Regions from separate parts of the Mus musculus genome. Here region 2 is linked to region 1. A link is a loop called in an ENCODE intact Hi-C map of the cell type or tissue named here. Cell type or tissue: heart. All regions are shown on one strand. Links, peaks and the distances in the headings refer to the core of each region. The heading gives the core; the rest is flanking DNA.

Region 1 (16,706 bases), core at 2,875-10,874:
GGCTGAAAACAATCAGAAACCAATAAAACAATACAAAGAATCCACAAAACCCTGAGCTGTTTCTATGAAAAAATCAACAAGATAGACAAACCCTTAGCAAAGTTATCCTAGAGACAGAAAAACAATATCTAAATAAACAAAATAAAAAATGAAAAGGGAGACATAACAACTGACACTGAGGAAATTCAGATAATTAAGTCTTACTTCAAAAACCTGTACTCCATAAAACTGGAAAATCATAAGGAAATGGATGATTTTCTAGACTGATACTATTTACCAAAGTTAAAGCAAGATCAGATAAACTATTTAACAGGCTCATAACCCCTAAAGAAATAGAAACAGTCGTTAAAATATTTCCCAAGGAAAACCCACACAGGATCAGATGGTTTTAGTGCAGAATTCTACCAGACATTCAAAGAAGAGCTAATTCCAATACTCCTTAAACTGTTCCACAAAATAGAAACAAAGGGAATACTGCCAAACTCATTCTATGAGGCCACAGTCACCTGTGGCCTAAACCATATCTAGATACCTAAACCACACAAAGAGTCAACAAAGAAAGAGAACTTCAGACCGATTTCTTTTATGAACATTGATACAAAAATGTTCAATAAAATACTTCCAAACCCAATCCAGGAACACATCAACACATCATCCATCAAGATCAAACAAGCTTCATCCCAGTGATGCAGAGATGGTTCAATATATGAAAATCCATCAACATAATCCACCATATAAACAAACTGAAAGAAAAAAATTACATGATTATCTTGTTAAATGCTGAAAAAGCCTTTGATAAAATCCAACATCCCTTGATATTAAAGGTATTAGAGAAATCAGGCATACAGGGCACATAGCTAAACATAATCAAAGCAATATACAACAAATCAGTAGCCAACATCAAACCAAATGGAGAAAAACTTAAAGTGTTTCCACTAAAATCAGGGACAAGACAAGGCTGCCTACTCTCTCCCTGTCTATTCAATATAGTACTTGAAGTTCTATCCAAAGCAATAGGAGAACCAAAGGAGACCAAGGGGATACAAAGTGGAAAGGAAGACCCCAAAGTATTTCTATTTGCAGATATCATAATATACATGAGCTACCCAAAAATATTATACCACAGAATTCCTACAGGTGATAAACACTACACTTCACCAAAGTAGCAGGATACAAAATTAACTCAGAGAAATAAATAGTCCTCTTTTATACATATGATAAACTGACTGAGAAAAAGGTTAGGGAAACAATACCTTTTACAATAGCCACAGATTATATAAAATATCTTGATATAATTCTAACCAAGCAAGTAAAAGATCTGTGTGACAAAAACTTGAAGTTCCTGAAGAAAGAAATTGAAGAAAATATCAGAAGATGGAAAGAGCTCCCATGCTCATGGATAGATAGGGTTAACAGTGTAAAAATGGCCATCTTACCAAAAGCAATCCAGAGATTCTATGCAGTCCCCATCAAAATTTCAACACAATGTTTTATAGAAATTGAAAGAGCAAATCTCAACTTCTTATGGAAAAACAAAAAAGCCTAGAATAGCCAAAATAATCCTGAAAAATAAACAATAACAATAAATAGGAGAAATCACCACCCATGACCTCAGGCTGTACTATAGAGCAATGGTGATAAAAAGTGCATGGTATTGGTACAAAAATAGACATATTGATCAAAGGAATCAAATCAAAGACACAGAAATAAACCCACACACCTATGGCACTTGATTTTTTGATAAAGAAGCCAAACTATACAATGGAAAAAATGAAAATATCTTCAACAAATGGTACTGGAATAACTGAATATCTACATGTAGAAGAATAAAAATAGATCCATACTTATCACCCTGCACAAGATTCAAGTCTAAGTGGATTAAGGACCTCAACATCAAACCAGATACAGTAAGTCTCATAGAATAGAACATGGGAAATATCCTTGAATGCATTAGTACAGGAGAAATTTCCTGAATAGAACGCCAATGGCTCATGCTCTAAGATCAATAATTGATAACTAGGACCTCATGAAATTGCAAAGCTTCTGCAAGGTAAACAACCCTCTCAATAGGGCAAAATGGCAGCCTACAGATTGGGAAAGGATCTTCATCAACCCTACATCTAACAGATGGATGATCTCCAAAATTTAAAAAGATGTCAAGGAGTTAGACACCAACAACCCAATTAAATAATGAGGTACAGAGCTAAACACCAAATCTTCAACAGAGGAATCTTGAATGGCTGAGAAGCACTGAGTTATGGTGTTACTACTGAGGAGAAAGACTGGTGACTGTACACAAAGATGGGTTGAGATGGTAATCCTGAAATGATCTATCTTCAGGTAACCGCAGAGGTAGATTTATGTTCTTTGGTAGGCTGTCTCACCTTTCATTCACACCTCTACAACAATCAGAAAGAGATGTCTCTGGGAAAATTAGATAGTGGATTTATGATAACCCTAGTGCCCTCTCCTTTGTCTGCTTTTATGAAATTCCGCTCAAAACAAGTTTCTGTTATATTTGTTAACTTTTATAAACATACACATATATACTGACTATAGAGGAAGCAGCTTCTTGATTGTCAAGCTTTCAGGAAGAGCTGGGAAAGTTCCTTAGCCAGCAAGTGCTTGCCATGCAAGCCTGAGTCCATGAGTTTGATCTCTAAACTCATGTCCAAAATTTAGGTAAAAAAGCAAGTTGTGGTAGCATTTGCTTGTGATCTTAGAACCTGAGAGATACAGATGGATGGCTTGGTGACCAGTCAAATTATTCACATCACTAAGCTCAGGACCATTTAGAGACTATTCTCAAAGTCAAGGGAGACAGCATCCCAAGAAACATGAAGTCATTGTCTGTCTTCTACACATTGCCTATATATACGTATATATAGGCATATATACGTATATATAGGCATATATTCTACATATATGTGTATCTATACCTTTACACACAGGCATATGCAGAAATACGTATATGCATGAACATATACACAAGAAGCCCTAAGGGAATCATCAATACTACATTGTGCATATCCAGCATTTTGGACAATTATTTTTGTGGCAATGCTTAAAAGCAGCACTGAACTACTTTACCTAGCAAACAATCAAGTGTTATTTGACCCTGTCAGCCTTCTAGCACATTCAGCTTCAAAAAGAGTAGCCATGGCTCATTACCTAAGTCTCAGGAAAGAAAATAAAGAATTGTTGATGAGAAGAACATTTCCCACCTAAGAGGCTGAGGCAAGAGGATTGTTGTGAGTTCAAGGCCAGCCCAAGCTACAGAGTATCGCTCTGTTTCAAATGAACAAGGAATAAAGAAAAACAAAGTAAAACTCTTTTTCACCAAAGAAACCTGAAGCAGAAATTTCTTTCTACTGCTTTGGATGTGATCAAAGCAAAGAAATAGGCCTAAACTCTCCAGGGCCTTTCCCCCCCTTCTTCACATATCCAGTAGCAAAGGAACAAGCAGATAGAGAAGGTTCTTCTAGAACATTAAGTTAATCCTCTGTAAAAATTTCATTCTTTCATCCATAAATGGCAAGACAGGAGTATAAGTGAAAGAACATAGCAATTGCATTAGAATTAGCTGCTGCGTAAATCTTTTAGTGTACTAAATCTCACTACAGGTACAGATGTGGAGGCAGCCAGGGAATATAGGATGATCGAAATGTCACAAACAACTCCATGTGGACACATGGAGAAAACATCCCCCGTGTTTCCTGTAGGGAGTTTTCAGAACAAAAAGAGTCTTACTCATTAAAACTAACAGCCAAACCAGGCCTTAACCAGTAAGATTTCTCTTTAAAGTATTGACCTAGTCAGTTACTTGGGGAAGACCCTGGCTACATTTTTATTCATGAGCCGAAGGAAAGGATTGTGTTGATAGATGAGCCTGAGGCATTCTCAGATACACTTGCTAAATAATAAACTTATCAATTCCTTCCAAATGAATAAATTATTAATTCTCATCAAATCTCCTAAATTGAAAAGCAAGAAAACACAGGTGCTAAAGAAGAAAAAAAAAATGACTCTCAGCAAAAATGTTTAGTGTGTGGCAGTAAGGTCAAGGTTGACAAGTCATTATACAGGATGCTGGGAGAAAAATGCCTTTAAACACAAGAACAGTGTTCAATTAAACATGGGGAAGATCTATTGCAATTATAAACCATTCCCGTGTAAACTAGACAAAATGCCAGAGAATGGAGAAAGGTCCCCTATCCGGATCATTGACCTTGCTCTGATACTATCTTTCCCATTTAGTAAGTAATACATTCTGTTAGTTATGCGTTTTTATAGGCAATCTTTTAACTGCATAACCTCCAATATTTTAGTATTCCAATAATGCAAGGTAAGGTTTTCATTTTGTTCACAGAAGTGGTAAGTTATGTATTTTTTTACTACAGCATCAAAGTTTTTGCCACAATTTTGTACTATAAGAGATTGTCAATTCTGCAAAAGTGGAAAAGCAGGCCGAATCATGAGTCAGTTTACCACTGAGATGATTAATTTTGATTGTCAACTTGATGAGACATAGAATCTCCATGGAAATGAATCTATGAGCTCATTTGTGAGGGGTAATCTAAATTAGGTTTACTGAAGTGAAAGGATTCACCCTTAATGAGAGTGTTGTCATTCTTTGGGATATAATCACTAGGTAATCAAAAGGAGACAGCGCTGAGCACAGGCATCTACTTCTTGACTGTAGAAGCAATGGAGCCGACTTCCTCAAACTCTTGCCAGTAGGCCTTCCTTGAGGTAGATGGGCCATAAATGAGGCTTTCTTTCAGTTGTTTCTGGCAGGGTATTTTACCACAGCAGTAGGATAATAACTAATTCAATCAGCTAGACAGCAGCAATACTGATAGGCTCTGTCAAGATTATTTTGAATCTCTAAAAATCTATCGAAGTTTCATAATTTCTAGAGGACAATGAGAGCTCACTGGGGTTGATATTGGTTCATTTCTGTTCTTGACACAGTGATTGCTAACTCATTTCCCATTTCTTAGCTTCTTCATGCAGCTGTTATGTGTTCCTCAAAGAACTGGTGAACAGTTTGTTGGAGCTAAGGTGGCCAGAAAAATGCCTCTTAACTGTGAATGCTGGGGTTATTACCGCTTCTGAGCAGGGAGTTCCAGATGGTGAGCACAATTGTTTTGTATTTCTTCTCATTGTTACAAGTTCCTCTCCTAAGGCTGGAGTCTGTTCCTCCTGTCTTAGCGATGGTGTCCATTACTGTGATGAAGCTACATTACCGAAAAGCAAGTTGGGCAGGAAAGAGGTTATTTGGTTTATACTTCCAGATTATAATCCAGCACTGGAGAAAGTAAGGACAGGAACTCAACCAGGGCTGGAACCTAGAGCCAGGAGCTGATGTAGAGGCCATAAAAGAATGCTGCTTATTGGTTTATTTCCCATGGTTTGCTCAATCTGTTTTTTTTTTTTTTTAATAGGACTCAGAACACCAGCTTGGGCATGGCACCACTCACAATTGGCTGGGTCATTTTCCACTGATCACTGAGAAAATGCTGGATCTCATGGAAACATTTCTTCAACTGAGACTCCTTTCTCTCTGATGACCTTGTGTCACGATATTAAAGAGTTATTGGCATATGGGATGTAATTGCATATGCCTAGATAAAGTACAGACATAGGACATGGAACTATGTTTACACCTCAGATTGACAAAGTGTCCAAGAGAAGCAATAAACTCCCAGAAACATCAATACTTTGGGAAGAATATGATTTGTAGCATTGATACAGTGCTTGCTTTAAATGTTCAGTTTTCTACAATAATGGAAACAAAAGATAAAAAGAAATAGCCAGTGTGAGAGGCTTATTTAAAAAGGAAAAAAAAAAAAGAACTTTCTCTGAAGAAGACCTGATAGAACACATATTAGGCAAAAACTGTGAAGGAATATCTTAGAAGTTTTAAAAGAACTAAGAGAAGATATGGAAAAAATTTTAAAATGATATATGTACATTCAGGCTATACTAATAAAGTAATAATTTTTAAAAAAGGAAAAATTATAATCTAGAGCTGAAGAAGTACACTTCAGTACTCATAGGCAGATGCTAGCGGGCATAAAGAAGACTCAGAATTTAGATACAGCTCAGTGAAGCATAGTGAGTATGAAGAACATAAAAATAACTGAAAAAATGAGCGCAGTGTATGGGTCTCTGGGAAACATTGAAAGTATCAACACACACATATATTGGAAATCCGAGAAGGGAGGGAGAAAAAACAGAAAATGTTTGCATAAATAATGGCTAACAGCCTCTCAAATTTGATGAAAAATCACAGCATTTAATGAAATCTGTAATATTTTGTTTTTCATCACTATAAGAAAATGCCTGAGGCTATAGATATATTAAGAGAGAAGGTTCATTTTTGTTACACAATTATAAGAGGCACTAGTTCACACTTGGTGATCTAACTGCTTTGAGCTTATAATTTCTCAGAAGTACATCGTATTTAGAGCACCACTTACACCACTAGCCAGGAAACAAAGAAGAGACGGGGCTACAATCCCCTTTAAGGGTAGTTCTTCAGTGATGGAAGTTTTCTTAATCTACCTCTTAGCATCTTCAGCACCTCCTAATAGCACCACCAGGGGGAGCAAGCCTTTAAAGATATGGTCATTTCACAAACATTCATATCCAAATTACAGTCAAGCTAAAATGAACGCAGAGAGACTTGCACAACGGTACCTTTTAATCAAACTTGGAGAAGCAAAAGAGAGGATCTTGAAGTTAGCTTGTGAGAAGTGAACTTAGAAAGACATAGGAGCCAGAGTCTCTGCAATGGTTCAATGCTCTTCATCAGAAGTTTGCGATGAATGAGCTGATGTCTTCAAGGTTCTGAAAAGGGGAATAAACAAGGAAAGTTAACCAAAAGATTAACTATGGCTTCAAAAACTTCAAATGACAGCATGTTTAGCTATGACAGTAAATATTGTCCCATAATGTGCAAAGACAATAGCATATGTAAAAAAGAATATAGAAAATTGACAAAAGGAAATGCATTAATCTGTTTGTTAAAAAAAAAAAAGAGTAGCAGCAAGAATTATAAAGGACAAAATACAACCATGTGCTGTCTGCTAGTGAATCAGTTTATACTCAAAGATGCAAAGAAGATGGAAGTAAAAGGATGAATAAGGTACGTAGAAGACACAAACCAAGCAGTGGCTGTATTAATGTACAAAATATATCTAAGGCAAAAGCATGATAGGAGGCAAATAAGGACCATATATGCGACTATAAAGTTTAGTGTTGGTTCTATGCCCAGGAGTATATGGAAAGTACCAGTTGACTTCAATGGGTTACTAGGAAAAGAAAAAAAAAAAAAAACAGAAACAAAGAAACAAACAAACAAAAATCTGTTGTGCCAGGGAAATGTTAGTGATCCCCAAGACCAGGAGCCAATCTGATGCAACTCACAGCAGGGTCTTTATTCTATTTGAGCTAGCTCAGGCCTCCCCATAATGCACCACTATCACCCAGGATGGTTTTGGTGATGGGGGAGACCGGAGTGTCCTTTGGGGCGAGGCTTTTTAGTAATCCACAAGCAGGGAATAAGTGTACAAGCATCTAATTGGAAAGCTACTTTTACCTTTCACATAATTGGCTGCTGCTGGGAGTCATATCATAAACTTAATTTCTGCTCCCCTCTACATTGGTGGTCATTAGGCAAGGGGTGGGTTTATAACCTGGGGTGCAGGTTTGTTGGGGGAATAACCAGGAGACACTGGTCTTATTAGGGATTAGCCTAGAGACTGGAGCTAGGCTCAGGTTTTGTTGGGGGACAGCTTGGAAACTATTGTATATACTAGCCTGTTAGTCTACCTGAGTTCAAACTTAGTTCAGGTTCCCTAAAATGGAGTCTGAATTTAAAAGCTTTGGCGTCTCAAAATAAACAAAGCGTGAAGTTGTATGGTAGAAGATGGGCATGGGTCCGGAAAGAGTTACAGGGAGGAGGGTGTGATTATGATCAAAATACATTATGTGAAAGTCTTAAGGGATTAATAAAAATCTTAAGCTATGCAACTATCAATGTTTCTATCTTTCATCATATGCTAACAAAATAAGTAGACAAAATCTTTTAGATCTGAAGTGAAAATGAACATTTCTAGCACATTTAGACATTCTGAATATCCTATTCATTATGGATATAATATAGGGCCTTTTCCAAGATAGCAACTCACTCTCCCACTGACCTACAGAATTTAAACACAGCCTTAACTTATTAAAGAAAAACTTAGGAGGAAAATTACAAAATACACACAAATGACTAAAAGTGAAAACACACATTTCAAAACTTACAGGATGTGTAAGTGTCGTACTGTAGTGCAACTTGCAGTACAAGTCTTACAGCGGCAACGAGGAATGAACGGAACGAACACACAAGCCAATAATTTAGCTTAACAGTTTGTATCACAGAAAGTAACCCTAAACCCAAAGCTGGGAAATGGTGAGAAAACATGAATAAAGAGGAGGTAAATCAAACAGGAGGAAAACAAAACTATAGAGAAACGATATGAAACAAAAGTTCATTCTTTTATAGACCATCCAAATCAATAAGTGGAGTTGGGTAGAGCAAAGGTAAAAGAGAAAAAAACTCAAATTGCTAAAGCCATAAATTAAAAAAAAAAAAGTGGCACTACTGATTTTACTAAAACCAAATGCATTACAAAAGTCTCTAAACAATCATATGACAAGTTGGATTACCTAGATGAAATGAACAAGTTTTAAAAACAAAAAACCTGCAGTAGGACGTCATTAAGAAATTAACAAGTTTGAATGGATCTGTAAATGGTAAAGGCACTTGATCTAAATAAGTCTTCAAATGAAAAAAAAAGTCCCAGTTGTGTTGGCTTCATTAATAAATTTTACTCATTATTTAAATAACTAATATGCTTTGCAAACCTGTCTTATCTTAGGAAAGAAACACTCAACTTGTTCTCTGAGGTGGGAATTAGCCTGGTATCAAAGCTAAGACACTGCAGGAAAGGAAGACTATGAACTAGTAGTTCCTAAATTTCAATACAAAAAATCCTCAATAAAATATAAGCAAACAAGATTCTGCAGGATATTGTAAAAAGTACATATTTTAACAAGATGAAATCAATTGATGAAATGCAAGGATGGTTTGGCATATGCAGATTAATCAATATAACAAAGCAAATAATTTGCATTAAGCAAATCATTAGAAAACAAGCAGTGATCTAATACAGAAGATGCATTTGGCAACATCCAAGACCCTCTTAAAAATGTTAAAAATACTCAAGAAGCTATCCCTACATATTAGAAGTCACATATTAACAATCTACAGTAAATATCTCAGTCAATGTTGAAAACCTAAATTATCCCTGAGATGAGGAAGAAGGCAAAAATTCCTGCTTTGTTCATTTATGTATAATATTGTGCTAAAGATTTTTAGACAGAACAATTAAGAAATAAACAGAACTAAGGCATCTGCATTGTGATTAAAGTACTGTTATCAAATGGTTCACAGTTGAATTAATCTTATGTGTTGAGTATAAAAAAGATTTCACATACAGTAAAAATTCGATTAGAACTATTAAATGATTTTTGTGAAGCAACAGGATTCAGAAAGTCACCATGCAAAAGTTAGTTGGGCTTCTATACACTGTGAATGAAATATTTGAAAAGGAAATTACAAAATCAATCCCATTTACAATTACATCAAGAAAACTAAATCCTTGAGACTGGACTGAACTAGAGCTGTGAAGAATATGTATAATAAGAACTACAGAACACTGATTAGAAAAAAAGAGTAAACAAGTAGAAACCCATTCCATGTGTATAGATTGGAAGTCTTAGTCTTCTTAAATTGCAGGCACTATTCAATGTGATATACAAATTGAAACAAATTTCTCACACTATTTCAATTACATTTTCTGTAGTTATATAAATGTAGACATATAAATAAAAAACATTATTCTAAAACACACACAGAATTAGAAGGGAACTTGAATATCAAGTCCTAGAAAGGAGCACCCTAGCTGGAGGACTCATAGTTCCTCATATCAAAAGCAAGTTACAATAATCATAACAGTGTGATAATAATTAATATATAGGAAAACATATAAACTTCTGTATGATAGAGAAGGCAGAGATGAGTTTATATTTGTGATCCAAAGGCTTCTGAAAAATATGTGAAGGGAAATCTTTTCAGCAAATGACATCTAAAGACAGAACAAAACAGAACCATACAAAATAACAACAAAACAAAGCAGAACAAAATATCCACCCGCCCCCCCCCCCAAAAAAAAAAAAAAAAAAAAAAAAAAAAACGTATGCTCCAAAGACAAACACATGTTCCGGGCTGGAAAGATGGCTCAGTGGTTGAGAACAGATAATCTTTCAGATGAGCCGAGATTGGTTCCGGGAACTCATGTTAGGAAGCTCACAACTGCCTGTAGCTGCAGCTTTGGTGAATATGATCCTGTCTTCTAACTTCCTTCGGCACCTACACTCACATGCACATATCCACACACAGGTACACACAATGTGCATGATTAAACATAAAACGAAGAATATTAATTCTGATAAATGGTACAGCATGCTAGTAGTATTCACAAAAATGAATAAGTATGATTCTCCTTATCTGGGGTACCTAGAGAAGTAAAAATGATTGACACTAATACTGTAATAGGCTGAGAGGAATGGAGGTTTGTTGTTTAATGGGTATAGCGTTTTATTTGTACAAAGTTGTACTTGTTAGATTTTGTTAACAGGACACTAAGAATGGAAAAAAAATTAACCTAAACTTAAGATACTTTTTCCAACATATTTTCCTGTGGGCATGCATGTCTGTGTGTCATTTTCTTGATTAATGATTGATGTGTGAGGGCTAGGCCAATTGTGAAGTGTGCTACTCCTGTGCAAGTGCTCCTGGGTTATGTAAGCCACGGGGAGAAAGGCAATGAGTAGCTCCTTTCTCTGGTCTCAGCATCTGTTGCTGCTTGAATGTCTGCCCTAACTTCCCTCCGTGATGATGGACTGTGATCACAGCAACATAGAAGCTAACTGGTAGAAAGTTGAAAAGAAGTAATACAGAAATGTGCTGGGGACAGTTGTGCAACCTTACAAATGTGTTTAATTATCACTGTCCTGTAGACTTAGAAACTGTCATGAGGAAAATTTTATGCCATGTATATTTCACTACTTTCTTTTTTAAAGGGGGAGGGGGAATTAGTAGTACAAACACCCATTTATTACAGTGTCTGTGGGTCAAGCGTGTGAACAGAGCTGGTGTATTTTATTCTAATTTGGTCTTGAGCTTGCACATGGGTGCCTATAACTCCAGTTCTGTCTTGACAGGGCTCCTGGGTATTTAGTCATGACTTTTTTATTTTGTGCCCTACAAGCAAGTTTTTATGACAAGATGAATTAGTTTTCTGTTGCTGTATAAAAACACCATGACGAAGGAAGCTTATGGAAGAAAGAATTGATAGGGACTGATGGTTCCAGGGCATTGGAGTCCACAAGGGCAGGGGCTGCATGGCAGCAGGCGGCAGGTAAGACTGCTGGAGCAGCAATATGAGAGCTCATATCTTGAACCACAAGCACAAAGCACGTCGAGAAAGGTGGAGGTGGGGTGAGGTGGAGGGGAAGAAAAGGAAGAGGGAAGGGGAATGTGAGAGAGGAGATATGTACTAGGATTGATGAGGCTTTGAGCCCACAATGTCCACCTTCAGGGACATACTTCTTTCAATAATGCCACACCTCCTAAGTCTCCTCAACCAGCACTATCAATTGGGAACAAAACATTCAAGCACACAGATCTATGGGGAAATATTGTCATTCCAACTGCGACACCAAAGGTCATTCTCATAGGAAATTTGTATTGACTCTCAGATCAGTGTCCAGTTTAACCTTACCATGATAATTACTCTGAAGGAGGCCCAAAGCTCAGAAGGGAATTAGGTTAGGGTACGGCTGAAACATGAAACACAGAGGAGACAATTAAACAAAGGAATAAGAACAACACATACTACTACAGCTCTCTGAGGGTTGTGAGAGTAACATTTTTACTTTAGAACCTATGTGCTCAGTCAGGGTGTGGAGAGTGTGAGAAAGGGGACTTGGGAGTCAAAGCCCTTACGTGGATCCAAAATTCTCTAAAAGATTTCCCATGAGAATTGTGTCTTGGAAGATTTGTAATAAACAGACATAAACCCTGAGAGGTCACCCTATGGCTGAGAGCTGATGACTGTGCCATCTGCAGTTTGTGAAGGTACAGAGGCCTTCAGTAAGTTGCATTCAGTAGTCACCATTACCTATACAAGACTGAATGCACTGAGGAGCCCGCAGTGCATACAGAAATCAAAAACTGCACGAAGAAACTGAACAGGGATTCTAATTTAAGCCTGTATTCAAAATGAGTTCTGAGGCAACACGAAATAATTAAAATTTGCTGCAAGAGTGCAAAGACGGGAAGACACCAAAGTTGGGGACCTGAAAAAAGTCATCTGAAGGATGCTCCACCTCAGGCCTGACAATCAGTTCCAGCAAACAATGGCAATATGGTGGAATTCACCTGGCCTGTCAATCTCATCACACACAAGTGACCTCTCCATATGGGTGGGATTTCTGTGGCTGGAGTGTTCCAGGCAGATCTGTGACCCCATAAGCCCTGCTGGATCATCTACCTTCAATAGAACAATCAAAGAAGCACATGATAATCAAAAGTAGAAAGAAATTTGTTCAATGTTACAAAGTCGGGAAGAGGAAGAAAGAGCTCCACCAGCCTCCCCATCTCCCGAGTCCATATTTAAGGCTTTGGTAAGAGGGTTAGATTGAAATAGGGGGTAGCTCTCCAGTCCTCCAGCAATGAGTGATCCCTGCCACCTATCACTACTGTCTTAGCTCTAGTCTCTCCTACAAGATGTGACATGCAACTGTGGACTATCTTTCAGGAGAAAAAAGTCCCAACCCCACCCCTCCATGGCTTGACTAAGGACCACAGGCTTTTCTTTATCCCTGCATAAACCTGGGGAGAAATTCTATTTTTTAAATCATATTTATTATTATTGTGGATTTGTGTGGGGAGGCACGTGTCATGATGTGTGTGTGTGGAGGTCAGAGGATGGTTTTGTGGAGTTGGTTCTGTCAACCCATCTTTACATGGACCCTAAGATCACACAGGTCACCAGGCTTGTGTCACATGCGTCTTTATCTACTGAGATATCTCAATAGCTTAGAATTCCTATTTTGGTGGGAGAGGGACATATGGAATCTCAATAGTCTGACAGTTAAAGGAAGGGGCAAAAGTGTTTTAGAATACTCTAACTTCTGCCAGGAAATTTAATTCTTCAAAATATGCCGGTTAATATCCAGAACTTCATATCCCTGGAGGAAAGAGCCAGATGGAAATTATCACCTCTTCTGTCCTAGCCTTAAGACTCCCATATATCTCTGCTTTCCTTTATTGGGGCAGTCACAATAACCTACACTCAGGGGGTAGAAATTAAACTCCACATTTTGATGAAAGGAATGCCAGAGTCCCAAGATCCTGGAGACACAAAGGCTAGGGTGGTTGTCTGTGGCGAACACAAAGTACCAGAAGAACACTTCACCATATTAATTTTTATTTTGTCTTTGAAGTTATAATTTAATTCATGTCTCCCTTCCTTTCCCTTCCTCCAAACCCTTCTACATACCCCTCCCACTCTCCTTAAAACAACAAGGACCCTCCTTTTTCTGCCTGCCCATGTTGTGGTTACAGGCACACTACAGTATCTCGCTTTTCACATGAGTATCAGTAATGAAGCCCAGGGCAACATGCTTTATCTGTAAGCTCTCTGTGTGGCCTGAGCTGTCTCATGGCCAATGTAATTTTTATAAAGGAAAACATCTAACTGGGGCTGACTTACAGTTTCAGAAGTTTAGTCCATTATTGTCATGGCAGGAAAGAAAAAGTTTTGTAGGCAGACATGGTGCTAGAGAAGGAACTGAATGTCCTACATCTTGATCTACAGGTAGCAGTGAGGAACTCTGTGCCATTCTGAGCACAGCTTAAGTACTGAAGACCTCAAAGCCCACAAACACAGTGACACACTTCCCCTAACTGACCAGACCTATTTCAACAAGGCCACACCTCCTAATAGGGCCTCTCCCTAAGAGTCAGGCATTCAAACACATTGGTTCTAGGTGGGCCATATCATATCAATTCAAACCATTAACACACACATGCACACATGCAAACAAACACACATCAATGGGGTTACAGGTTAGGGAAGTGAGCTTGGGCCTTCTTTTTTTGTGCAGCAGGCACAGAACACACTGAGCCACCATCTTCCCTATCTCTGCTTTTACCCTTTTATAGACACCTTATTGCAAAGCTGATGGACTATTGGACATAAAGGAAATAGTTACAGTGTATTGAAAACTCAGAGGCAACAAAGTCAAATGCTAACTATGATGGTATGCACTGCAAGCATGTGACTAGAGAGCTCCTTAGAGAAGAAGCCACAGTGTCTCAGGTCGGCCCTCCTGATCAGCAGAAAAACTGGACAATCCAGGAAGAGATCCTGGATACAGAGATGAGAGCACATGGGTCAATAGCAGTGTGAGAGAATCCCAATGCTTTGCAGTTAATTCTCCCATAAAAAATGAAGCTGCATCTTGAGAAGAAGAAACAGGACAGGGCATTATTAGTAAAGACAACTTATGTAAAAGGTTGTTTCACTCACAACACCACCAACCAGATGGAGAGAAGAAATTGAGACTGACTCCATCAAAATACAGGTCAGCAGCTGCACTCAATAGAAGAGCCAAAGTCCAGGAGAAGCTGGTAAGCTGGGCTAGCAAGCCAGTATCTTAGGGTTTTACTGCTGTGAGCAGACACTATGACCAAGACAACTCTTGTAAGGACAACATTTAATTGGGGCTGGCTTATAGGTTCAGAGGTTCAGTCCATTATCATCAAGGTTGGAGCATAGCGGTATCCAGGCAGGCATGGTGAAGGTGGAGCTGAGAGTTCTACATCTTCAATCTGAAGGCTGCTAGCAGAAGACTTACTTCCAGGCAGCTAGGATGAGGGTCTTAAAGCCCATTCCCACAGTGACACATCTACTCCGTCAGGACCAGACCTCTAAATAGTGCCACTCTTTGGGCCAAGCATATTCAAACCATGTCACCAAGAAACTCAAAACTTCAACTGCTCATAGAGGCAGTGTTAGTATTGTGCACAGACCCTATAAGCAAGTTCTAGATACATGTTACTAGCTGTGTGACATTTAATAAATAATTATGTACACTTTTATGCTTGTTATTAAAGCTGTTTTTTCCAAGCTCCAAGTCTACCTTCTAATATGCTCTGTGGCACCACGGCTGTGGAGGGTGTTATATCTCCTTTGCCAATTGGCTTCCTGTGGAGTTGTGTTATCAGGGGACACAGAGTTACAACCATGAGGCTTGAGGCAGTGGTAGGAGTATCTTGCTTGCTTGTTGTTCCTAGAATTGTTCTCCTAGCAGCAGGAAGAAACTCTGGAAGCAGCAGCTGATCTCTCCATTCTCTTTCACTTGCCAGTACAGGCATCTTCGTATTTCTCTACCCATCAGTCTATGGGGTGCTGCCTCCTTCCCTATGACTAATCCTTGGTTTCATTTTGCTGGCTTGAGTACCACCTCTTACTCACAGCTGTGTACTACAACCCCTTTGAGTTCTTAGTTATTTCCTTAATCCTACCAGACCTAGGGCTATACAGACAGGGCCGGTCACTGTCCTCTGTAACTTGGAGATTTTTCAGGGTGTTCATTTTTTTGCTTCTTCAATATTCCTAAACTTGCTTTGAGAATTACCACGGGCGTGTTTCCTGTTTGAGGTACCTAGCATAGTTTTGTTTCTTGAATCACTACTATCACACTCAAATAGAAGAAGCTGCTTACCAATGCCAAACTGAGTTCATAGAACACTGGGTGCCATGCTTGTTTATAGAGTTCTGCACACTTTAGCTCTTGTGATCAGTTACTGTCTCAGAAAGCTGAGAAAAACATCAACCAAATTAGAGACTCTAAAGAGAACTAGAAATTTCAAAGTTATTTCTGAAGGTAAGAATAGAAATTCCTAACCAGAGAGCATACATGGGCTGGACCTAGGCCTCCCCACAAATATGTAGCAGATATATAGCTTGGTCTTCATGTAGGTCCCAAATAACTGGAGCAGGGCGGTGGGGATGGGTGGGGTAATCCCAAAAGTTGTTGCCTGTCCTTAGGATATATCATTCTAGCTGGTCTGCCTTGTCTGGCTTCAGTGGGAGAGGACTCACCTGGCCTAGCAGAGACTTGATGTGCTAGGTTAGGCAGATATGGGGTGGGGGGGCACATCCTTTCAGAGGAGAAAGGGGGGAAGGAGAAGGGAGCAACGGGGGGGGCAGTGAGAGGGATGTAAAGTGACTACTTAAAAAAATTCCTTAAAGACACTGATAGAGAGATAGAATATTGGATATTGGAGAAATAAGAGGTGTAAAACTTTCCCTGAGCTTGCAATAGATATAAACAATTGGCAGACTAAAACACACACACACACACACACACACGCACAACCTTGTCCCTCACGATGCTGCTCACAAATGTCATATCATCAAGGATGAAAGGGTAAGCACACATGATCTGTGAATTGTGGTGCAGCTATATCCTGATAAACCCCTTGTAAATTGAAAGTGTCTTAAGTAGACAATTCA
Region 2 (16,706 bases), core at 5,159-13,158, 840 kb after region 1:
GAAACACAAGCTTTCTCCTTAAAAGGACAATGCATTTATTCTCTTAAGGGCAAGTATCAAGATCATGGTGATGATTTAGGGTAAAGTCTCCCTGAGTTTGTTTACCACATATTCATTCCATATGCATTTATTGGGGACTTACTCTGTAAAAGAGAATAAAGGATAAGAAGGCAGATAAAATGCTGTGCAGGAGACTAGTATGAAAAAATCATAGCAATGGCATGTTATCAAGGTGACAAAATGAGGGATATCAGAAAATGGAAGGACTGCGAAGAGGCAGGGAAAGCAGGAAAGTGCAGAAAATCAACTTCTCCCACCCCTCTTTCCTCAGGTTCTATTTGCTCTTTATGTATGTTTTCCTTTCTAGCAAACATGTCTACGATGAGGAGGATCTACTTTGGAGTCATCGAAGGGTCCTTTTTGTTGGTGTGAGTTCTGATTGCTTCTTTGTCATAGAGGTTGGTAACATGTGACACCAGACCAGCATCTGCATATACTAGTGGAAAACATGCAGGGACTTATCCATGTGCTTCTGTGAGGAGGAAACTTGGGTTGCTCATCGTTTTCCTTAAAGGTCATCCTTTTGATGAGGTCAGAGTCAGCCAGATCCCCAGTCAGCAGACAGAGGAAAGAGGTTCTCAATAGATTAATCTTTTCACTTAAACATTGATATTGGCCAATTTGTAGTTTCTTCTTCCTCTCTAAGACAATCACTTGGTGGGATTTTTACCACCCTGAACTGTTCAGTGGGACTTTTGATTCTTCTACCAATGGACCTTAGTGGATGAAAGCAACCAGCTGCCCTGTCGGTAGCTGTCCAATTCCCCGTGATAGTTCAAAACAACCAATTCAAAGAAAGCAAACCCATCTAACCTCCAAACATGTAAGAGTCCTGTCACTAAGAGTAAACTCAGGCACTGGCTCCAGGTCTCCTCCCCATCCTGCAGTTTGTCTTTTTGTGTGCTTTTCTGGCTGTGTGCATGTGAATGTGTTTTTGCTTTTGATAAAAATCCAATGTGTGCTGAGACCTTGTTTTTCCTACCTTTTCAGTCCTTATATTGATGATGAAAAATAATCTGTCCCAGAAATCCTAGGCAATAATACCTTGATCAAGCATGACAACTCAGTGTTCCTCATTCCATGTATCAAAAAGGACATCTAGGCTACACCAAATACCCATTGTTCCAGTATCTCCTATAATACCGATGCTGAATATATTCTAGAAGGATGTGACCATTTCTGATCTGGGGTGACTTTCCCCAGCTGGCCACATATTATACTCCAGTAACTCCCATGACTGCATTAACTCCTCTGTATTAAGACTAACAGAGCCAGAGCTTTGAGTTTGGATCCAACTTATAGAGAACAATGGTTGATGGGGAAGACATGAGATAGAAAAGTTATGATGGAGAGTTGGGTTAGGAAGCATTACTTTCTTCAAAGATGACAGGGCTATGTGGAGGGAGTCACAGTCACGTCTTGTAGAGCAGAAACCTGCTTGCTCTTCAAAAACAGATCAGATTTGTAAATTACAGTTTAGATGTGGGAACTGCAAAAACTAGACCATGGTAAGAAGGATTCTGAATGTGCAATGACTGAACCTTAGTTAAAAGTCAAATACTTGATGAGCCTGAGGCTTCTATTGAAGCCAACCCATGTTGTATTGTGACTTCACTATACCCTGGCCCTTTATGTGCACTCTGTAGTGTGTACATCATCATGCCACATGATGCCAATGAACCTGGTCAATGATTTTAGCATACCATGACCGAGATGCAAAACTATTGCGTGTTATGAACTACAATGCTTTTACTACACATGTGAAGTTTTCTGCTTTTTTCAGAAACTATGGTATAAGTACAGGCAGGGAGAAATACTAATTATGTTCATAGCAACATTCTTTGCGATGTAAGTGACAAATTGAAATATCTTTGGGTTGTGTTATAATGATTGGTATTTAAATATTTCTGTTTGAGTTTCTGACTCAAGTTACATAATATTAAATTAATTTTAACTTGGGGATTAGGAAATAATTTCTAATAATTTCTAAAATTGTCTTAAATAGACTTCTGCCATGTTATGCTATGTATTTAGGCAAGGTGGCATTCTCATCATTGATGATAATAAAATCAAACTATCAATCAACTCTGAAAAAAAGTTTAAGAGACTACATCTTCACAATTAAAGTTTCAGTCAAGACTTAATTATTGATATTAAAACAGACAAGCATAAGAATCTCATTAGTGTGTTAATTTGTTTTTCTTTTTAATAAGTGACAAATTACATGTGTATCAAATGAATAAATTTCTTTATAATTTATTATTAGTACATGTTTGCTTTTTGTACTCATTTTATGCACCTATTTACAAAAAAAAAAAAAGTGTAAGGGCTAGGGTCACTCTTCCAGAATGTGAATGAGAACATCATATGCTGATACAAATCAGGAATCTCACATATGTTGGGACATGAAATATTTGTGTCACGATGTCAAGATTAACTTGGGCAATGGAACAAGATTCCAAGAAGGAAGAAATAAAATACGGAGTGGAGAGATCTATCCATCTGAGGCAGAACCGTTAGTTCTTCTCTATATTTCCAACAGACACTCCACTCACTCCAGAAACACCTGAAGGCCATTGTTCTAAAAGCTAGGTTGATTACAAGAAAGGAGACAGCTGGCATGTTTTCTACAGCTATTATCTGCCCATGAACTTTTCCCTAGTTCTCTAGTCCAAATTGGCTTTTAAGCCTGCGCTGTCATCTCCCCCATGCCTTCGCTGTTTATATCCAGGCTTATTGCTGTGAACAGCATTGCCCATTGTCGTTTCTGTTCACAGAAGGCCTTAGCTGCAGTGGGAGGGATCAGAGAGAAAGAAAACCTGTTCCTAATTATAGAAAGGTTAAATTGTTTGCCCAAGGTCATTCAGGTATGCCTTAACAGAGTTCAGCAAGTCCAAATCCCCTAGATGAGGTCAAATCCTTTAGCTGAAGGAACAGAGAGCACCTTGAACCTCTCCTTTCACAACATTCATCACTCTTGTAGCTATTTATTTAATGCCTGTGTTCGGCACACTGTTATAGACTCTTAACAGCTAATATAAGGTCTAGCATTTTCATTGTGCAGTCCCTGCAGCTAGCACATACTTGATATGAGGGAGCTAGACAAACTTTTGGTTGGTTGTATGTATGTATGTATGTATGTATGTATGTATGTATGTAAAAATTTAAGCTGAGGCTAGGAGATGACTGTAAAGGGCTTTCCACACAATCATAAGGACTTGACTTCAGATCCCCAATGCCCATATTAAAAAGCCAGGTATTGGGGCCTGGAGAGATGGCTCAATGGTTAAAAGTAGTGGCTGCTATTCCAGAAGTCCTGAGTTCAATTCCCAGCAACCATATGGTGTCTCATAGCCATTCATAATGAGATATGATGCCCACATCTGGAGTTGTCTGAACATAGCTACAGTGTATTCATATATGCCTAAATAAATAAATCTTTTTAAAAAAGAAACAGGAACTGTGGTAAGTATAACTCTAGCCTGGAAGAAAAAGGACAACTGTGTCCAAGAATCACATTAACCATTCTACTTAGCCAAACCAATGAACTTTAGCTTGAGTGAGATACTAAAAAATTAAAGATAGAAAGTGAATTGGCAAAGTCACCCAGTGTTGACCTTGGGCTACCACAAATTCACAAAAGTGTTCCTACATGCACTCATGTATACAACCTACACATACACAACAGCAATGCAACATACATATAAGTAATACATACTTGACCCATATGTGATATAAATAATAATACATTTTAAAAATTAAGCTGGGGGAATAGGGATTGAGCTCATAGGGAAAGCAGTTGCCTAGGGAGCACAAGGTTCCAGGTTTGGTCCCCAGCTCCAAATGAAGAAAGAAAAGGCAAAGCTACAAAACAAACAAAAAACAAAACAAAACAAAGAAAAAGCAACAAAAAGAATGAATGAAAGGAAAAAGGAAAAAGAGAGAGAGAGAGAGAGAACCTAGCTGTCTGTTTTACATGGTTTCTTAAATCTAAAACCCTTGTACAATGGTGGTTGTTGTGAGCATGCAAAGAATCCAAGGTTGTAGGCAGCCTTCATAGGAATGGAGGCTCCTAAACCAAAATAGAGGTGTGCTAGGCGCATAGTGTATCATTGTGATCTCACAACTCCCTTGTGGGTATTAATACAAAGATTTCTTCCCAGAACACAAAGTTGCTTATGTTCACATCCTGCCACATGCCACCAAGATATCTGGGATTGTGACAGCTTCACAGGAAAGAAAGGGTACCAGGGACATGTGTAAGTAAATTACGGTGAGACATTTGATCTAGAAAGTCACTAACTGCCAAGAGCGCCACTCTTCAGACCCAGCCCTGAACACAGGGGGATCTCTTGAAAGCTTCCCTGAAGAGGACAGAGCAGAAGACCAATGATATTGAGGAGAGAGCAACTGCATGTAGTAGCAAGCCAGAAAATGTAGACACAACACAGTACTTGTACTGCACGCAGAGAACACCGAGGATGTGCTTGATTCCCGTCCATCCATCAGTGCTCACTTGCTGTGTAAAAATATGCTCTGAAGTCCGCGTGACACAGCCTGTAACACTCCTAGGATTATATAGCACAACCTATGTCAAAATTCCAAATGCCATCAAGCCTTTGGTCTAGATATTAAAAACTCAATGAGTAGACCTTTGAAAGGAAAGGAGGGAAATTTCTCTTGGGACTTTGCTTCCTTTGCTTTGAACTCACAATTCCTTAAAGACCTTAAGACAGAAGTAGCCTGGGATTGGGAAAGAACCTGATAGCAATCATACAAGGAAGAATCAAGACTGACTTTCTGAGCAAGCCTGGCTGGGAGCTAATGAAGCCCTTCCATGAACTGTGATCTTCAGAAGAATTCAGCGATGATGCTCATCCAGCTGAAACTGCACGACTGAGAACAACCTTTGTTATCTAGACCCGAGTCAGAGCAACAGGCAGAAAAGCAGTGTTTCTTTCTTTAAAAAAAAAAAAATCATCAGATCTCATCACAGATGGTTGTGAACCACCATGTTGTTTCTGGGATATGAACTCAGGACCTTCAGAAGAGCAGTCAGTGCTCTTAAACCGCTGAGCCATCTCTCCAGCCCCCAAAGCAGTGTTCCTTAAAGCTGGGAAGAGAAATGGTGTGGAGAAGAGGACTCCACAGATGGTCAAGAGACCCAAGAGCCCTTTGCATGTGGATATAGCCACTTCGCAGCTCACTCCAGAGACTGAGAGCTTGGAGCATCCTCCATCTGACTCCGAGCATCCTCGCTCCAGACTCTGTGGAGAAATTCGTGATTCAATGAACCAAAAGCATTTTAACTGTTATAAACCACAGGAGAGCAAAAAAAAAAAAAAAAAAAATTGCTTCCCATGATGCCTCTAGTCCTAAACATATTAACACAGTAGGGACTTTATAACTGCTTGATGAACAACTTAATACATACACTTGATATTTTCCATTGTTATCAGTAAATGCAATAGTTATGAATTATTACATCAGTTTTATTACATCTTATGCATTATCATGTGTGCATGTATTATTTACAGGTGACATGTCATACATGTGAGGTCAGAGAGAAACTTGTAAGAGCTAGTTTCAAGTATCAAAGATTGAACTCAAGTCTTTAGGCTTGCTGGAAAGTGTCTTAAACCCTAAGCCATCTTTTCAGCCTTTATGACTAGAAAGCAGCATTTCTCTTAGAACTACATAGATCATCCACTAGGATCACTTACAGACTACCCAAGACAATAGTCAAATAGAATTGGTCAGTAAAATTGGGTAAATTCTCTAACTACTAAATAATTAAGGTACGGGGAAACTTCATTTAATGGAAGTTATGATTTAGCATTTTCTAATCAACAAGGCAGTTGGAAGTGTCTAATGTGAATAGGAACAGGAAGGCAGGCAGCATCTCAGAGACAAAGCTTCTTCAGGAAAAGTTAATGATCCCCTGCAGGACAGTGCTACCCACAGAAAGGGAAGTGGCTATTGCTCTTAGTGGGTACTGAATACCAACATTGTGAAAGTAGCTTTGATACACAGAGAATGAAGCAAAGAACATAAAGGGTTAGCTTTAAACCCTGTCTCTGTAACAAGCACAGGAAACCACACACAGACACCAAGGAAAACAGTGAACTAACCAATGGTTACAATCTTAGGTTACTTGTGTAAGCCATTATAATACAATCATATAATGCAGATTATTTTTAACTGCCTACAAAATAGCATTTGAACTTGGGAATTTACAAGTACTAATGGACTTTCCAAGAGTACAGGAACCCTTTCTGACTTGGAGGACATTTGACTCTGAGTCTTACTCAGTGAATTTTATACCTGTAAACCTGCAAACTCCATTAGCAGAGTTCTTACTGCAAATCATTCCTCCCTAACACACACACACACACAGAGATACACACATACTCACACACACACATACACACATACACACACTCACACAGATACACACACATACTCACACATACACACACAGACACACTCACACAGACACACACATACTCACACACACACAGACACACATACACACATACAAATATTCTCTCTCTCACACACACATACACACACACACACACACACACACACACACACGCACAAGCACACACACGCACACGAAGAAACTTGCTTAGCAGAGGTTAAATGAGCCTGGTCAGAGCCTTTACAAGGCCCCTCTGTTCATAATCTGGAAGAAATAGTGAAAATACCAAGCAACCCTTAAATAATTAAGTCAAGGAGCTTGCTGGCTCTTGCAAAATCAATTTTTTAATAGGCTGGAAAGTTTCAGAAGGAAAGTCAAGCTCTAAAATCACCCTGAAGTCTAGGAAACTGTGACACAAGCCACAGAAGCCTGAAGTCTAGATGCTTTCTATGGCACTATTACACCTTTTAGAACATGGTGATGGATGCATAGGGTTATATAGCTAGTGTATGAGCTTTTTCTTTAAGGTCTCAACTATGTATTTTAGAAAACAGCTCATATTAAACTTGTACTCAATCTCCCTAATTCTAGACCCTAGCTACTTCCCAAATTTCTAGCTCCATCCCATGTGAACATCATCATGGCCCAGACCACTCAATTCTCCAAACACCTATGCTCACATTAGTTATACCTGTATCTCTTCTTCCTTGTGCAGTCTAGTTGTTCTTCTAGACTGTCTTAGCTACCCCACTCTGATTTACTGCCCCTTCAATGTCTTCCTGACTCTCACTGCCTTCTACCAGCCATGCACACTGTCTTGTACAATGTCATCTCTTAATTGTTCCCATCAAGACAGACTGGGGAACCCATCACACCCTAGGCATTGGACACTTTTAAAGCAGTGTTAAGACTACTGGAATCTGTTAAAAGTCACCTGTAGTGGTAATGTTAAGTTATTTATATTTTAAGTTCTCTCTCTGCCATTTTCTTGTTTCAAAAAGCAAAAAACAAACAAACAAAAAAAAAAAAACACACACACACACACACAAAAAAAAAAACCCACCAGAGATGGAGCAGTTCTAGATGTTCTTGCTGTGTGAGTCTCCTTGAGCAAAACCACAGTCAGTCACACAGGCAGCTGCACCACCCTGATGCTAGCCCCCATGGTCACAAATGTCTTCAGATAGCCACATTAAAAAAAAAATTAATTGCCCTGGCTTCTGCAGGCATATCACAAAAAGTGCTTGAAGCAATTTACACCATATGTTTTACAATAATAAGCCATAGATGCACTACATCTACCTTGGCAAGAGGTGGTATACTTCCCCTGGGCAGGGGGTGGGGAGGAAGCTCACGACTGGCCCAAAACATAAGACTTAATGACTGTGAACGACACTCGATGCAAGACTATGAGTGTCCAAATACCCATGACTGATCCAGACACCCACATTTCAAGCTATGTAGGCTCACTCTGGGAATCAGCTGGGAGCCACTCTTGCTTCGCTGCTTCCCCCGATGCTACAGTGTGAGGACCAAAGCATTGCAGGTTAAGCTGGAAATATGAAGAAGGATGTAGTAGAGAAGAGTAGGGAGTGCTGGGAAGGCAACAGCAGCTTGAATGCCCAGCTCATGAGGCAATGGACCCTACTCTAAGGCAGCAGACTGATCCTTCAGGCTCAAAATCAAACTGGATCTTCTGGGTGGGGCTGTGTGTAGCATCTGTACCTTGAGAGTGGAATGAACACCATTATAGTCAACAGCTTGATTCCCTCTGGGCCCCTGGTGTGGCATGTGTCTTGTGTGCATTACCTAGTGGCTTGTCAGCTGAGAATCCATACTACCTGGTATCACCAGCGTCCATACAGCTTCAGTTTCTCAGTGGTGGGTTTCCAAACAGCCCAGCATATGTTCATGGCTTCCAGGCATAGACACATCTACAAACACAAATACTAATGGGGTCCAGCTACATTGAATTAAGTCCCAGTGACTCTCATTGTGTTTCCTGTACCTGGTGCTGGATTCTTTGAACAGCCTTGTTTGAGAACAGCATCCAGCTGCCCAGCTCTAGACCTGAGGGCAAAGAACTAGCAATCATCATTTCAGTGCTAAATAAATGGGGCAGAGGCCTTGGTGTGTTTGTCTGAAAGATAGAGGGGAAGCTACCTTAGAGCCCCAGACCCATCACTGGTAACCACTGTGGTGCCACTTCCATGTAAGCTGCCAGAAACCACCTAGTGATCTTGTGCAGGAATTCAATGTACCTAGGATCCTGACACCTACAGTAGGAAAAGCTTGTGCCTGAATAATCCCAGCCACACCCAGTGGAATGTCATCCTAAGAGAAGCAGGTGATCCATGCCACACTAGCTAGAGCCACTGGTAACTGAAGAAGCAGCATCAAGGGAGAGAGCCATCATGTCAACAGCAAGGAAAGTGGAGGTAGAGCTGGTATCTTTTATAGATATGGCAAAAGAGTGGAGAGCTGGCAAATGGTTCTAAGGTGCCAGAGAAGGAATACAGAGACGTGGAAGCCAGCAGACATCCAGGTTGCTAACATCTCTTGGTCTGCAGCCCTAGGCTAAGAGTGAGAACTGAATGTTGCAAGAGGTCAAGTGGTCATGATGAGTACAATATTAGATGTGTATCTACTTGCCTACTGCCCCTGCTCTCGGATGCCAAACATTGGGGGGCTACAATAGATCCTATAGCTGAGTATTTAAATAGCTTCTTATCTACCTCTAATTTCTATTTATAATGTCTCTCAAACCACTGGCGAGTTATACCCCTGGATTTAGAATTCTTGGGGGATGGAGTTTATCTTTCATCTCCATCTTTCCACTGCCCAGAATCTTGTTTAGTACATAGTAATATTCAGACAGAAACTTCGTGCTTTGGACAAATTCAAGGAAATTACAGGGTCATGCCTTGCCTTTTCTGTTTTCGTTGATAACAGACTTTAAGAAAAGGAAAGCACTTGTTGAGCTGTGCATGTGTCCTAGAGCAATCTCAAAAGCGATCGTCCTTCATTGGGAACCTCAAATGACAGACTCAGTTGGATGGTATTTTAGTCATTTCTCATTCATGCCATCTATTTCCCACACACTGTCTGTAGGAGGAAAGGCATTTTTGTCAGTGCTTCCTGTTGAAATATCTGCTCATAACAGGAACTTACCTGATTCCGAGTATCAATGCTCTTTATCAAAATACATGAGTATGGTTTATAACAAGGACACTGACAAGAGCATGTTGAAACTCTCCAAATGTGTTTAATTTTCTTGCTTATAAAGAAGGGTCATGACTGAGAAAAAACTCACATTGAGAATATCCACTGTTTACTCCTCTTAGTCCTGATTCCCTCCATTTTCCCTTGACCAACATGGGGAAAAGGAGGAATTTAAAAAAAAGCAGAAAAAGAAAAAAAAAGATCCTATCCATTAAATTGACCAATGGACTCACAGTACCCTCTAGTGGACAAATGGCAAACATTTATTTGTTTATTTGTTTGTTTGTTTATAATGTATGCACAGGCTTTCCCTTTTAAACCTAATACACTTTTGGCTTTGCTCACACGTCTCTTGGTATCTAGTGATCTTACAAATTCTTCTTTTTAAATCTACACTAAAAATGAATTGCAGGCATAAAAAGAAAGAACAAACAATTTCTTTTATTAACATCCAAACCTGCTAACACAAACACTGGGGGCCTCTACATAAATAGAGATGTGTGGGTTGGGCACCATCTGTCTATACTCCTGTTTGCCAAGTATCCTCTTATAGCACTAGGCATTTAGGTGACCAGTGTCTGGCCATCTAGACTATGGCTGGATTCTATTGCATTCCTCTGTGGGAATGTGGTTGTAATCCTACCTTGTATCTTTGCATACAACAAGGTGATATCATAGAGAAAGGAACTCATTTCTCATAGGTAAAGCTGGATTGCCACCTCCGTTCCCTGTCTCCTAGCTCTGTAACTTTTGAGACGGCTATCCCAAAGATTACATCTCAGTTCTCTCTGTTGAGGTAATGGTAATCAAATGAAAGACTATAAACAGAATCAAGAGGAAATAGATTAGTCTGCCGTGGTCTGAAGTCTTAGAAAAGTTTCCCAAAGTGTTTCTTATAAGTTTTATTTCATTTCTTAGCTAGTACATTCTAATTTCTATCTGATTATATTCATATGGTAGAACAGGAATCATAAAAATAGATTTCCACTAAGGGAAAAGTGGCTTCCCTGTCTGGACTCCGTAAGTCTTTAGTCATTTGGCAAACTTCAACAAATAACCGGAAGAACATTATCAGTCTAGGGATGAGTTCCCCTCCAATTGGCACTGGATAATCTCCTCTAGGGATAACATGTGTGAAGTGCAGATATGACCAAAATGGTGATGAATAGGTGGGTGAATAGTTTGTTAGTTTTACAGTTGTCTTTTAAAACAAACAAACAAACAAACAAACAATCAAAATCCTTTCCCTCTGAACTAACACAGAAAGAGAAGTGAACATTACATTCAAATCATTTTTTTCCAAAATCTATAGCTGAGGTACTTCGTAGATTTCATTTTCCTAATCAAATTTAGAGGCTATGTTGAACAATAAAGCAATCTATTATGACATAGACATCCCCCCCCCAATGAATCATTTGAATGGATCAAAATAAATGAAATACTCAAAGAAAATGACACTACAAATTCTGAAACATTAGTAGTTTTTCTAGACTTCCTAATACTGAGAATGGTTGGGTTATTTTAATGATATGTATCTACCTGAATCTTTAAGAAATACTTACATTTCAATCATAGGAAGAAAATATTTGTGTTCATATTCCTAAAAAGAAATCATGAATGTCCTAAAATCGCATTACATTTGCTGGCCTATATTATTCTCTTGTCAAAGAAACCTTCATTTAACTCCAGGGCAGAGGAGACGGGACCCACCACAGGCTTGTGTAATAAAGAGACAGATGGCCTCACTGGTCACCTGTCAGCAGAAATTATTCACAGAGGAGAAAATGAGCAACAGAGACTGAATAATTCTTGTGTGTTTTGATTTCATAATCTCAAGCCATCCTATCTGTTTATAAGGTGAATTTTAATCAGAGCAGGAAACAAAGTTGGGGAGAGGATAGAATATTTATTGCAGCCCTCACCAGAGGTGGACGGCATGAAATATTCTTCTTTGATCATGATGGATGGACCCTTCTTCTATAAACTGGAAAATGAATATCCTCTCCATCCCAGCCCTTCTCTACAGACTTCCTGGGGAAGAGGAGGGGATCTCTCCTGTCCAAACCTGACAACTGAATTTAATCATGCGTGTAAGTAGCAAGTCCCCATGATAAGCATCCCACTCACCCTGAACCACCAGCACCAATGGAAAGACTTTAACTTACAATGTGGATTTCATTAAAGAAAACAAAAATGGGGAGGGGCTGGAGATGGAAGCTGGTTCTCAAATATTCATTTGTTTATAGTTGCATATAATTTCCATGTTATAAATTGCAAAATTGATTAAATAAAACAAAACATTTACACTTACTACCATGGCAAAGACGATTTTCTTTAATTTCTGTATACTTGAACTTCCTCATTATCTTAAAATTAAGTCATGATTTTTAAAAAAAAATAGTATGGCTATTTTAATTTGGGTGACAGAGTATAATAGATTAATTCATAGGAATATTTTTTAATTTCTTAAAGAGAAATAGTTTTTTTCTTGAGACCCCAAAATATTGAAACATACTTCCTTATGCAGATATCTAAAAGTGGTAGGGTTTATTTTCTGAACTTCTAAACAAACTCATCGAATCTATGTAACCTTGGGTTGTCCTTCTTTAGCCACTTGACAAATCCTCAACTTTCTAAGCCATGGGACCAGAAAATCATAGGATTAACACAGAAGCAAATCATACTTTACCTTATGCCTACCTTCTCGGGGGGTGAGGGGGTAGATGACCACAATTTATAAGTTCATCCCCCTTAATCCAATCATCAAACACTTTATCTTGCCTTCTGTTGTTCTTTAACAAAGGGGAATGCCAAGGCTGCCTGATGGGACATAATCCCCTGGATGGAACAGAACTGACCTGTATTAGCATCATTCCACCTGAAAGCTTAAGCCCAATACAAGCAACTGACAGCAAAGATGACCCAGGTCAACTGTGAGCAAAAGGTATAGTAAGGAACCGGAGCTTTGCGTTTCAGTGTGCACAAGCTCTCACAAAATTATGAGAATACGGTGCAAGAAAATGTAGTACTGATGTCTTGAGAATTCTTACAGCCAACTGGAAATTGCAGTTAAAGGGAAGAAGGAGTAGAAAGCGAGAAACCTAAAATGAGAGTACACATCCCTCAAGCCTTTGCTACATAAAATTTGGGGGTCCAGAATTCTATAATATTTGCTTAAGGTCAAAATTTTCTTATACTGCAGGGGAGATTATCTATACACTCCAAGGGTCAAAACTGTGTTCCCATAAAGATGAAATAATGTACATATTTCAAAGGGATGCAGGAACTAATAGTATTGAATGCCTCAAGCACTCTAGGTGAACAGGTATTTGAAGGAAAGGTCCTCTGGGCTCCCTGGAATTTCTTCATGATAATTGCCTAGAGCCGGGCAACAGTAGCAGAACTTAGTTCACATCAGGGAGAAAAAAATGAACTTGGAATGAACTTTTCTCAGCCATACACAGTAAAGGATATTAAAATTATATTTCAATCAGAGAATTCACAATTCATTTTACTAGAAATCATACAGCAAACATTATCTGATACCTCTAAGTCCAACACGTAGCTGGAATTTATGAGCTGTCCGAGTAACACAAAAAGGTGTTTAGTGCCTATATGTAGATTTCTTTAACGTATAAGATCTATTAATTATAAATCCAAGCATATATAAAATAAAAAAGGAACAATAATCAGATCTTCAAGTTTATAAATGGAATATATTTATTACATTTTAGCCATCCTACCAATCCTTTGATTATTAGACTTTACTATCAGCCTTTGGGTGGCTTGATATTTTTTTTAACTTGAGACTAGACCTAAAGCTTACAGTGTCAAAATCCTAGTGTCAAAATGCCCTTTAGCCTGTAGGCTCCTCCTATTGCTTTTCCTGGCTTCACTCAATGTTCTTTGAAACTTTCATTCAATCCACTCTTTCACAAACTGAGCCAGGCTTTGGCTCTTTGCCCTGAGCAGATGAGTGATGTTTACTCTCCACACAGCTTATTCTATGTTCAGCTGCCGCTCACACACTGCCAGCAATTCTTCTAAGCCAGGTCTTGATCAACTCATACCCTTGTGCAAAATCATCCCTTAGTACTTGTGATGGTTAATTTTGTCAACTTGATACAATCTAGAATCACCGGCCAAAAGAGTCTAATTGATGGATTGTCTGGGCTAGATTTCCTGTAGGCATATCTCTGGGAAACTATCCTGATTATTTTAGTGAAGATAGAAGGCATGGCCACTGTGGGTAGCTCCATTCCTTATAAAGGGAATCCTGTGGTTTTATAAAAAATAAAGAAAGGGAGTCAACCACCAGAATGTATACATCAATTCATTGGTCTATGTTCTTGATTGCTGATGTAATATGATCAACTGCTGCCCCAGTTTCCCAAGGATGATAGACTGTAAACTGAAATTGTGAACCAAATCAATCTTTTCTTCCTTAAGTTGTTTTTGCAGTGGAATATTATCACGGCAACATAGAAAAAAAAAGTAGGGCAATTCTTTTCATCTGAAACCTTTTGCCTCCAGAGTCTTGTGGATCTCACTTAATAGGGTACCACCGCTGTGATTCCTCCTTGCTTGACTACAATTAAATGTTCAGTTCTCCAAGAAGTCCCTGGTGTTTCCCACCATCCTTCCCTGTTCACATTGTTTGTTCCACATAACACTGAGCTTGGGCAGAGCACATCAGACATAAAGATAAAATAAGAAATGCATACATTGGACCTCATGTCCATAAAAATGGTACATATGGTTACCATATAGCCCACTGAACTTGGGCAGAGCAGATCAGACATAAAGATAAAATAAGAAATGCATACATTGAACTTCATGTCTATAAAAATGGTACATATGGTTACCATATAGCCCACATTACCCTGGTTATGTGGACTAATTTGAGATATATTTGATTTTTGAAAGATAGAGGAAATAATTAAATATAAAGTCATTTTTTAGAGGAAAAAAGTATTTGCTTAGAAAAGAACATGAACAATTAAGTACAAGAATTAAAATTTTATCACAAACTTTAGTATATAGCATTGTGATTTTGCTGTAGGCTTCCCTCCAATCCCCTTTTTCTTCTAGTACTCAGGTATCCCTTTAACATGCCCCTCCTTACATAAGAGAAGCCTGTTCCTCTGGCCCTTCCCTTCTGTCATAAAGGAGAGTGGGAGATAGAAAGGCATAATTATATATAACACTATCCGGACAAAGTTGACCTTTGTTATTGATTAGCTAATCCTAGGAAATGTAGTATTCTTCTTACAATGCACTTCTATGTAAAATGTAAGATAAATGAGGTAGTTACACACACACACACACACACACACACACACACACACACACACATATATATATATAATATATATATATATATTATATATATATATATATGTAACTAGTATAAATAATGAATAATCATAACAAATTAATGACTGTGCCTAGCCTGGCTCATTATAGCATTTACATCAATCCCCTATTTGCTTCCAAACTAATATCTCATTATTATCATTATTACAGTTCAGGTCTTAGATGTTCCCTGAAGTTCTAAACATTGACATTTGGTGCTCTGCCTGACACTCCATTGAGAAGTGGTGAATGGTGGAAATTCATGGAAGGACATTAGATCATGGGGGCTGTGATGTTGGAGAAGACACTGGGATCCTTCTCTTTCTTTTTTTTTATGTTTCCTGGCTACCATAAAGTGAAAGATCTTTTATATCAGTTGTTTTCAAATTTCCTAATGCTACAACCCTTTAATATAGTTGTTTATGTGGTGACCCCCCCAAACATAAAAATATTTTATTGCCACCCCATAACTAATTTTGCTACTATTATGAATCATGATGTAAATATGTGATATGCAGGGTGTCTGATATGTCAAACCAAAATGGGTCATGACTCACATGTTGAGAACTGTCTATACCAAATGTTCTGTACTGTGCATTATACTGTCAAAGCTTCATAGCCAATTGAGCATGGTCCAAACCCTCTGAAACTGTGAGGTAAAATGACCATTTGCTATTTTCAAGTTGATAATTTCAAACATTTTGTCTGCCATTGCTAGGTCATGGTAACAAGTGTAATCTTCACCATCAAGCTTCAGATACATTGCATATATTTATGAGAACTGCATTAACATTCACACTCTGCCAGATTTTATATAAAGTATCAGCAATACAAGGGCAAACAAGCAATTTTACTGACCCTATAGAATTCAATGTACACAAAATACTGGATGGGCATTTGTGACAGGTACCTCATAGAGAGCTAGGTCATTGAAACAAGTGAGCAAGGAAGCCAAACTTTTGGTGACTGGCACTATACTAAAGCAATTTGTAATTGAAATAATCAAATAGTCCTGATCCAAATTAGAGAAACAATCCATTTCTGAACAAACATGTAAAAACTACACTAATACCCATTAGTTCAAGGCCCACTGAGCATTCACAGGTGAACAAATGAAGAGCATGGGTCCAACAGCCAAAGAAGGTTTGGCAAAGTTATGTTTTCTCCAGGTGTTAAAATGTGCTAGAAGATTTACAATGAAACACTATGTTAGAAAGAAGTCCTAAAGAATCTTAATTACTGCGCTGTGGGGATATATGGTATTTGAATGTGAAGCTACATTTTGACAGTAGGAGATATGAAAAAAGGCTCACATTAGAGGACACCTGCTGGAGAAATGATAAGCAAAGCAAAGAATAGAGAACAAGATGACTGTGGAACAGGAGAAAACTAGGACAGAATTTAGAGGAAAGGCTAGAGTAGGTACAAAAGGAAACACATTCAAGACATTAAAAGAATATGGATTTGCAGTGGGACAAAGTGGCAAATTCCTGACATTCAGCCATGAAGCAAAGGGTTACAAATCAATGAGGGGAGGTTGACTTGACTTTGGGTAAGAGATGAGCGTTCTTAAAACAAAGATTATAGAATATTATTGAGTGTCTTTCCTATTACTGACTAGGAACTCTAAACAGCATGTGGAGAC

The links. A loop is a pair of places that touch in the nucleus more often than their neighbours do. Peaks named below come from ENCODE experiments on the same cell type or tissue, not always from the same donor. Only the 100,000 strongest peaks of a DNase experiment are listed, where the experiment ranks them.
Region 2: a loop joins it to region 1, with 29 times the contacts of the local background. A loop is called at or near these places in 7 of 42 quality-filtered maps.

Annotation. Positions count from the first base shown.
Region 1 is chr12:90,388,693-90,405,398 of GRCm38, reverse strand. It overlaps Gm40538 (a long non-coding RNA gene), which reads left to right. Exons shown (of 4, transcript XR_872905.2): 3 at 5,004-5,135; 4 at 5,448-5,709. Among named protein-coding and RNA genes, the nearest start is that of Gm40538, 12 kb to the left of the region's middle. In heart, for the core only: a CTCF peak has its summit at 6,596 (motif pointing right); no DNase peak of the experiment used is centred there.
Region 2 is chr12:89,548,472-89,565,177 of GRCm38, reverse strand. The region is part of intron 14 of Nrxn3 (neurexin III); the gene reads right to left. Among named protein-coding and RNA genes, the nearest start is that of Gm40537, 580 kb to the right of the region's middle. In heart, for the core only: a CTCF peak has its summit at 9,952 (motif pointing left); no DNase peak of the experiment used is centred there.